Regions from separate parts of the Homo sapiens genome. Here region 2 is linked to region 1. The links are chromatin contacts, found by Hi-C in ENCODE. All regions are on one chromosome and are shown on one strand. Each heading gives the region's core, a stretch centred on a gene start or an enhancer-like site at or near the end of the contact. The rest is flanking DNA. Distances are from core to core; before and after follow the strand shown. Region 1 holds the start of SCG2 (secretogranin II). Region 2 overlaps WDFY1 (WD repeat and FYVE domain containing 1).

Region 1 (3,599 bases), core at 923-3,422:
CATCTTGAGCCTAGTGGAGCCAATCCATCCCAGCAACAGCCTCCTGGCATCTCACATCTACTTGGAGATTTTGAATGAGGTTTTGCATGTCTTTTGGATGATTGAAGATATTTCCAGGCAAGATGTTGACTCTGGGGCTTTAGAAGAACCGTAGCTTCTGGTTCTTGCCAAAAAGTTTAGTTCCACATAAATGAATTAGCCTAGTCAGGATGACTTTCTGGAGGGCTTTTGAGACCTATGCTGAACAAACTCAACATTTTAAGAATAATTGCAGAGTTTTCTAAAGCTGCGTTGATACTGGTTAGTTGAACTGGTCACACAGAACTGCTGGACAGAAAATTAGGTCAAACTTGGAGCAGCTAGCCAGGGCTTTGTTAAGATTTAAGGCAATCTTAGCTAAGGATGTCAGTGAATGAGCTGGTGTCATTGAGATGATGCTTGAGAAATGGGTCATATTTAGGTCTCTTCAACCCAGCATTTGATCATGCCCTAAAAAACCACTATGAGGCAAAATTTGTTGGATGAATTGGACATATAACCCCAGTCTGAGTGTATATGAATTCATATCAATCCACAAATGATGATCTCCTAGTCGTTTAGGAAAACCAAATAGGGAGAATCGAGGCACATTTTTCCAAGATTTTTTCTGTAAGACTTTAAGCCATTTCCTATTTTTTCGAGGAATTCAAAAGTACTAACATAGTTAGAAATCCTTGTAAGAAAACCTGATAGTGAGAAATCTCAGCTTAGGCCTTTTATTCCAGGACATTGTTTCCCCCTGAATTTCTAGGTTGAACCCATTGGCTATCCAAATGGTCCAAACACTGCTAGCTAACCTCTCTATTGATGCTTTCCAATTTATATGAAAATTATGTGTTTATTTGCATGTCATCCCCATTAGCTGAAAGGCTCATCAAAGGCAAAAAAATCACTTATTTTTGTATTAGTTAACAATTGTGCATTTAGCAATGTATCTGGCACCTAGTAGGTATTACAATTTATTGAGTCAGTGGCTGATTGTTCATTTAGCAGAAACACATGGGATCTCTTATATGGCAAGATTCTGTTGCATTCTTAAAGTATATGTCAACATATACAGTTTTTAGAAACTCATATCTTTAATAAAATAAAGTTTAAAATTTATATCCATATAAATTATTGAAATATATAATCAGGTTATCTGGTAAGGCAGAGGAATGATTATGAATTATAAATCTGAGAGGTTGAAAGTTAATTGCTGTATTATTCCCTGGATTGTTCACATTCATGGAAGGTATTCAACTCATCTGATTCAACAGGAGAAGGGAAATATTTATAGTACAACTTCCTTTCGATTGCAAATGAATTCTAGTTACGTATGTGTCACATTTTTCCCAAACAGTGAAAAGACTTTTTTTTTAAGTAGATGAAAGTATTTTCATCAGCACTCAACTTCTGAGCTTCCCTTTCTGAGATCAGATATTGTGAAAGACAGTAACAGAGATATAAAGAATTATTAGCTACTAAGCTTGAAGTCTGATAAATACCCATTTAAAAAACTATATAAGCTATTAAAGTTGGCTCTCATATAAAAGAGAGAGAACTCTCTGTTTTATTCAAATAAATATGATTTTAAAAGAATGATGGCTGTGGTCATGATAAGAAATATGGCCTTTCATATTTATAATGTGTCCTCCATTCATCTTGGTTATAACAGGAAATGGTAATGTAATTTCTTTGTGGGCAAAGATGAAAAAATAATCCTTGTCTGTAAAACTTTCTTACAACGACGACAACAATTACAACAGTGACACCAAGAAACTATTATAACAAGTTGCTAGAACATAGATGAGATTGTCTTGCAATTAGCCATGTCTGTCTGACACACATTTCTTTCTTTGTAAGAGAAATCGTGCAGAGCAGTTTATTCCGTCTCAAAGATTTTGATAAAAGAAAAAGGAAAACTGCAATTTTTGCCACAAAAAGACAGGTGGCGTAAGCATGCAACTTTTTTTTCTTTTCTTTTCTTTCTTTCTTTTTTTTTTTTTTTAAATATAAAGTGATTATTTTCTCTTGGTTCTTTGAAAAACCTCGCTTGTGCTGGGGTTTGTGGCTGAACCCGGTGACGTCAGTGTGGCAGTGCGGAGTCAGGCGCAGCGGCTCCCTATAAGCAGAGGAGCTGTCCGTGTGCTGAAACGGCCCGAGAAGCTCGCCCGGAGAACGGGGAGGAATATGCTGTGGAGCTCCTCTGCCATATAAACAAAAAGAGGTAAGGCTGCTTTTCTCTTTGATTTATTGGAAAGTTCCAAATTGCATGCTCTTCTTTTAATTCCTAGCTGAGAAGAAAAAGACTGTTTGGCAAGCTTATGTCGATAGGATAACTGAATAGCAACCTGCTGCTCATCAGCCAATGTAAGGACACTACATATGTGTATATACATGATCGGGTCTATGCTTTATACTACTTGATGTTGGATATTTACTAACCAGAATGTTACTTAGATAATCATATAAAAAAGAGTGAAAAAGTTAAGGATTTTAGTGTCAATACACAGATTAATGTAAAGTTAACCAAGCCCAATATCTTGTTTCTTTCCAAAATTTATTATTTCTGCCACTAAGAGCCAGATACGAAGCCAGGGGTATAATTTATATGTTTAATATTCTTAACAGTAGGTTTCCAATGATACAAAGGCTGTCAAGCATGTTAGTCATAAAGGCAACCCATTTTGGAACTAGGTTTTTTTTCTTTGATATTTATCTTACAAGAGCTCTGAATTAACTAACCACATAAAATTCTTTTCTGAACTTGTATATTTGAAAGAGCTTACATTATTATCTCCTAATTTTAGTTCTAAGATGTTAACTTAGGATTTTCCTGAACACTGGATTCTTCCTTTTTCCAGGGCAAAATATTATCTTGGGTTGTAATTTGGCTGTGACCATGAATTACAGAGAAATGATCATTTTGAATACATGATGAAAATACTCATAACTTTGTAAATTGTTATTGTTATTGCTATAATTTGATTTAAAGAGGATGTTCAATATGTTGCTAAAGATTTTGTCTGGGACAAGTATTTCATTTTTTCTGTATCCCAACTAGTTGAATTGCTTAAATTACATATAGTCACCTGCATGTGTCAATGCTCTAGCCTGAATTCAACAGAAAAGACATTTTAACTTGAGAGATTTTAATGATAGCTATCAGGGGAAAAATAATGTTCTAATTATTTGGATTTCAGAAAATTCAATTTTAAATCAAACCCCATATAGAATAGTAGAGCTGTTGAAACATCTTTACTACTTGAAAGAGCTGCTACCTGGGAAAAGAATCCTTTGGGTCTCACTCAAAGGCAATAACTATGTCATTCAAACTGAAGCTGAATAGTTAAGCAAAGGGTAGCACTTCTTAGGCTGTGGTTTAAACAACTGCAATGAGTAGTCTGCTTCAACTTTACAGCAAAGTGCAGTTCCAAGATAATGATTTTAAAGATGAGCATATAATCCACATGTTAAGACTATTTCAGTATTGTGGCTTCAAAAAAAATAAGTTCAGTAAGGTTTTTAAGATTATTATTTCAAATGCCAATGTTGAAAGTTGATTACCAAAGCTACAT
Region 2 (3,585 bases), core at 9-2,508, 330 kb before region 1:
GGGGAAAAAAAAAAAATTAGACCAATTAGGCCAGGTGCAGTGGCTCACGCCTGTAATCCCAGCACTTTGGGAGGCCGAGGTAGGTGGACCACTTGAGGCCAGGAGTTCAAGACCAGCCTGGCCAACATGGCGAAACCCTGTCTGTACTAAAAATACAAAAATTAGCTGGGTGTGGTAGTGCATGCCTGTAGTCCCAGCTACTTGGGAAGCTGAGGCAAGAGAATTGCTTGAACCCGGGAGGCAGAGGCTGCAGTGAGCTGAGATCACGCCACTGCCTCCAACCTGTGCAACAGAGCAAGACTCTGTCTCAAAAAAAAAAAAAAAAAAGAAAGAAAAATATTAATGACTCCTGCAAGATGCCTCCTGGTTTGTGAGCCAGTGCTTTTCAGAGGAAAAAATTGTACCTTGAATCTATCTTTGCTCCTACTGTATTGTGGCTTAAATAGATGAGGCTTTCAAGACTTAGTGATTCCCTTAAGTGTATTTTAACCTTATTTTTAATTGGCTCTTTGATAGAGTTTAACAGTAGAAATAAAAAGGAATCCTTCTACTTATTATGATCATCAGGCATATCTTTCAGCAGATCAAAGATTAATCTCCCTGGAATAAACACTTTATTCTTAATCATAACTGTGGTTATAACTCCACTTTTCATATATCTACTATAGGAAGGTAAAGCATACAGAAGTTTTATCCTTGGTAGACAGGATAACAAACATTACTATATGATATTTAAGAGTAATAACTTTATTTTGTACTTCAGTGACTGCTTCCATTTTTAAGGATTCAAATTAGCACTTTTGCAAAATGGGAATCCTGTATTTCAATTAAGAGTTGAAATGGAGTTATTCGTACTATCTACTTTAAAATCCTTGGCATTCAATAAATGCCAAATGCTTTTTATTTTTAATTTTAACCTCAGATTCCTATGGTTCTTAAAGGTATATTATTTATTTGGAACAGAAAGCATGGTGTCAGTTAGCTCGTGCTACATAACAAACTACCTCAAAACTCAGTGGCTTAAAACAGCAGGGATTTGTCATTGTTCATGAGCCTACAGGTCACCTAGGCAGTGCTTCTGGCCTCAGCCAGGCTCACTCATGCTTGTGGCCAGCCGTGGGCCAGCTCTGCTGAGCTTAGCTGGACTCTTTCTCATGCCTGGGAGTGAGCTTGCTACAGGCGGGCCGAGGATGGCTTCAGCTAGGACAGTTGAGCTCTCTCCCATGTCGTCATTTGTCCTCTGGTAGGCTGGCCCCTGTGGTTCATGTGACGTGGCAGTCTTCCAAGACACAGAGTGAGAGCAAACCAGGCCTCAGGACCCAGTACTAGCACCCCATTCAGCCACATTTTTTTAAACATAGCGTCACTAGCCAACCCATATTCAAGGCTCAGAGAAATAGGCAAGGCACGGCAGTTCATGCCTGGGAGGCCAAGGAGGGCGGATCACGTGAGGTCAGGAATTCGAGACCAGTATGGTCAACATGGTGAAACCCCGTCTCTACTAAAAATACACAAACTTAGCCTGGCGTGGTGGCGCATGCCTGTAATCCCAGCTACTCAGGAGGCTGAGGCAAGAGAATCGCCTGAACCCGGTAGGCGGAGGTTGCAGTGAGCCGAGATCAAGCCATTGCACTCCAGCCTGGGTGACAGAACCGGACTCCGTCTCAAAACAAAAACAAGGCTCAGAGAAATATATTCCATCTCTTGATGGAAAGAGCTGCAAAATGGCTGATTGTAAGGAGCGTGGATGCAGGGAGGAGTAAAGAATTGAGCACATTGTTTTTTAAATTGTTTCACCACAGGCACTTACATACAATATCGCACGCTGTAGCTAGATTGGGCTAAATCTAGAGCTGGAGGTAGTGAGAGACTTTGTTGGAATCACCACTCGTATTTAGCACAGAGGTCAGTATTTCTTTGAACCAAGTGAGCTTTGAAGTTAGACCTGAACTTTTCCATACTCTGATTTATTTGGGGGGAAAAAGTAATTTACTGCTTCTTGTTTCCTTATTGTTTAGGAATTACTGCTTTGGAGGATAAAGTGTGGATTTCTAAAAAGCCTTTAAAAAAGTTTTACTTACTTACCACATAAGGCTGCTTTGCTTTGAATTGTTTACTTTGATAATGTTTTAAAGATGAACTTTCACCATCTTGATAAGAGAGAAAGTTGGTCAAACAACTAAATGAAGTCAGTCTGATGCAGTGCTGCTGTTGGTTTGTGTGATTTTCAGATCGTATCTCTCCTTGCTTCTGCTTCCTTAAGTGTAAAATGAAGGCAGAAGCGCCTGTCATCCCTGCCATCAGGATGTGGCACCTCGTTCTCAACAGACCACAAGCTTTTCATGAATCTTTATTTTTTTAAATTTTTTTTAGAGAAGGTGGTAGAGGGAAGTTCAGGGAGGTGCAGGGAGGTGGGAAATCACAGAGTTGCTTTTCACGAATCTTGATGTGTGTCTAGAATGCAGGAACATTCTTGTGTGTGCCACAACAGTTCAGTGTTGTGAGCTTGCAGGAAGTTAAGCAGGAGGCTGGGCACGGTGGCTCATGCCTGTAATCCCAGCACTTTGGGAGATCGAGGTGGGCAGATCACCTGAGGTCAGGAGTTCAAGACCAGCCTGACCAACATGGTGAAACCCCATCTCTACTAAAAATACAAAAATTAGCTGGGCATGGTGGTGGGTGCCTGTAATCCCAGCTACTAGCGGGGCTGAGGCAGGAGAATCGCTTGAACCCGGGAGGCGGAGGTTGCAGTGAGAAGAGATCTCACCATCACACTCCAGCCTGGGCATAAAGAGCAAAACTCTGTCTCAAAAAAAAAAAAAAACAAAAAACAGAAAGAAAAAAAAAAAGAAGTTAGACAGGGACACATGCTGATGGAGAGGCACAGTTTATTGCCTTATAACTTTCAGGCCCAAGAGCTAGGTGCCTTTTGGGAGCATCTTCTCCTTCACTGTCCTTCTGCATCTGATGTCTTGGCCAGCTCTGCTGGCTCTGCCTTCTGCTCACTGCTCCTTTGGGAACGATGCTATCAAGGCCCCTGGCTACCCAGGCACCTCTAGTCTGGTGTCCAGGTCCATGTCTCCTTTTTGGTCCTGGGGCTCTCTCACCCCCCCTGCAATAACATCTGCAGACACGTTGAATCCACTAATAGACTCACTGGGGGCAGATGGTGCTCCAGAATCCCAAGCCTGACCCAAGGCACAAGTTCATTTGAAGGCCAGCATAGGCCAGGGTGAGTGTACTCAGCGATGGACAACTGAAGCCTCTGGCATCTGCCTTATGGAAAAAAGGAAAGTTGTGCCACTATATTTGAAATTGCTTCGGATTCCAATGACTTCTGTTTTTGCTTTTGGTGGGGACAGCAATTTAAAGGATAGACTCTTAGGGAGTGGAACATTTTAACATGTAGAATTTTAGGTAGCCACTCTTGAAAACCACATAAAATAAGTCCCTAAGTGCCTCAAGGCTCATTGCGCAAAATGTTTAATTGTGGCTCACTGGGGAGGTCGGTCAGCAGGTATCCTGCTGTTCTGCCAGAACTCAGCCTCCGTATCTTTTCTCTGGGGTTCTCACAAGGAGCCCAGG

The links. Hi-C counts contacts between places; a loop is a spot of excess contacts on that map. Pooled maps may share reads with other maps.
Region 2: a pooled map of posterior vena cava shows a loop between it and region 1 (3-fold over the local background). The contact joins the enhancer-like site here to the promoter of SCG2 in region 1. A Hi-C loop is called at or near these places in 2 of 50 pooled maps.

Annotation. Positions count from the first base shown.
Region 1 is chr2:223,600,934-223,604,532 of GRCh38, reverse strand. It overlaps SCG2 (secretogranin II), which reads left to right and starts at 2,172. Exons shown (of 2, transcript NM_003469.5): 1 at 2,172-2,248.
Region 2 is chr2:223,928,429-223,932,013 of GRCh38, reverse strand. The region is part of intron 1 of WDFY1 (WD repeat and FYVE domain containing 1); the gene reads left to right. Among named protein-coding and RNA genes, the nearest start is that of WDFY1, 15 kb to the left of the region's middle. Within about 2 kb of position 1,258, at least 18 of the 41 ENCODE cell types and tissues checked have a DNase peak (open chromatin) inside an H3K27ac peak, as active enhancers do.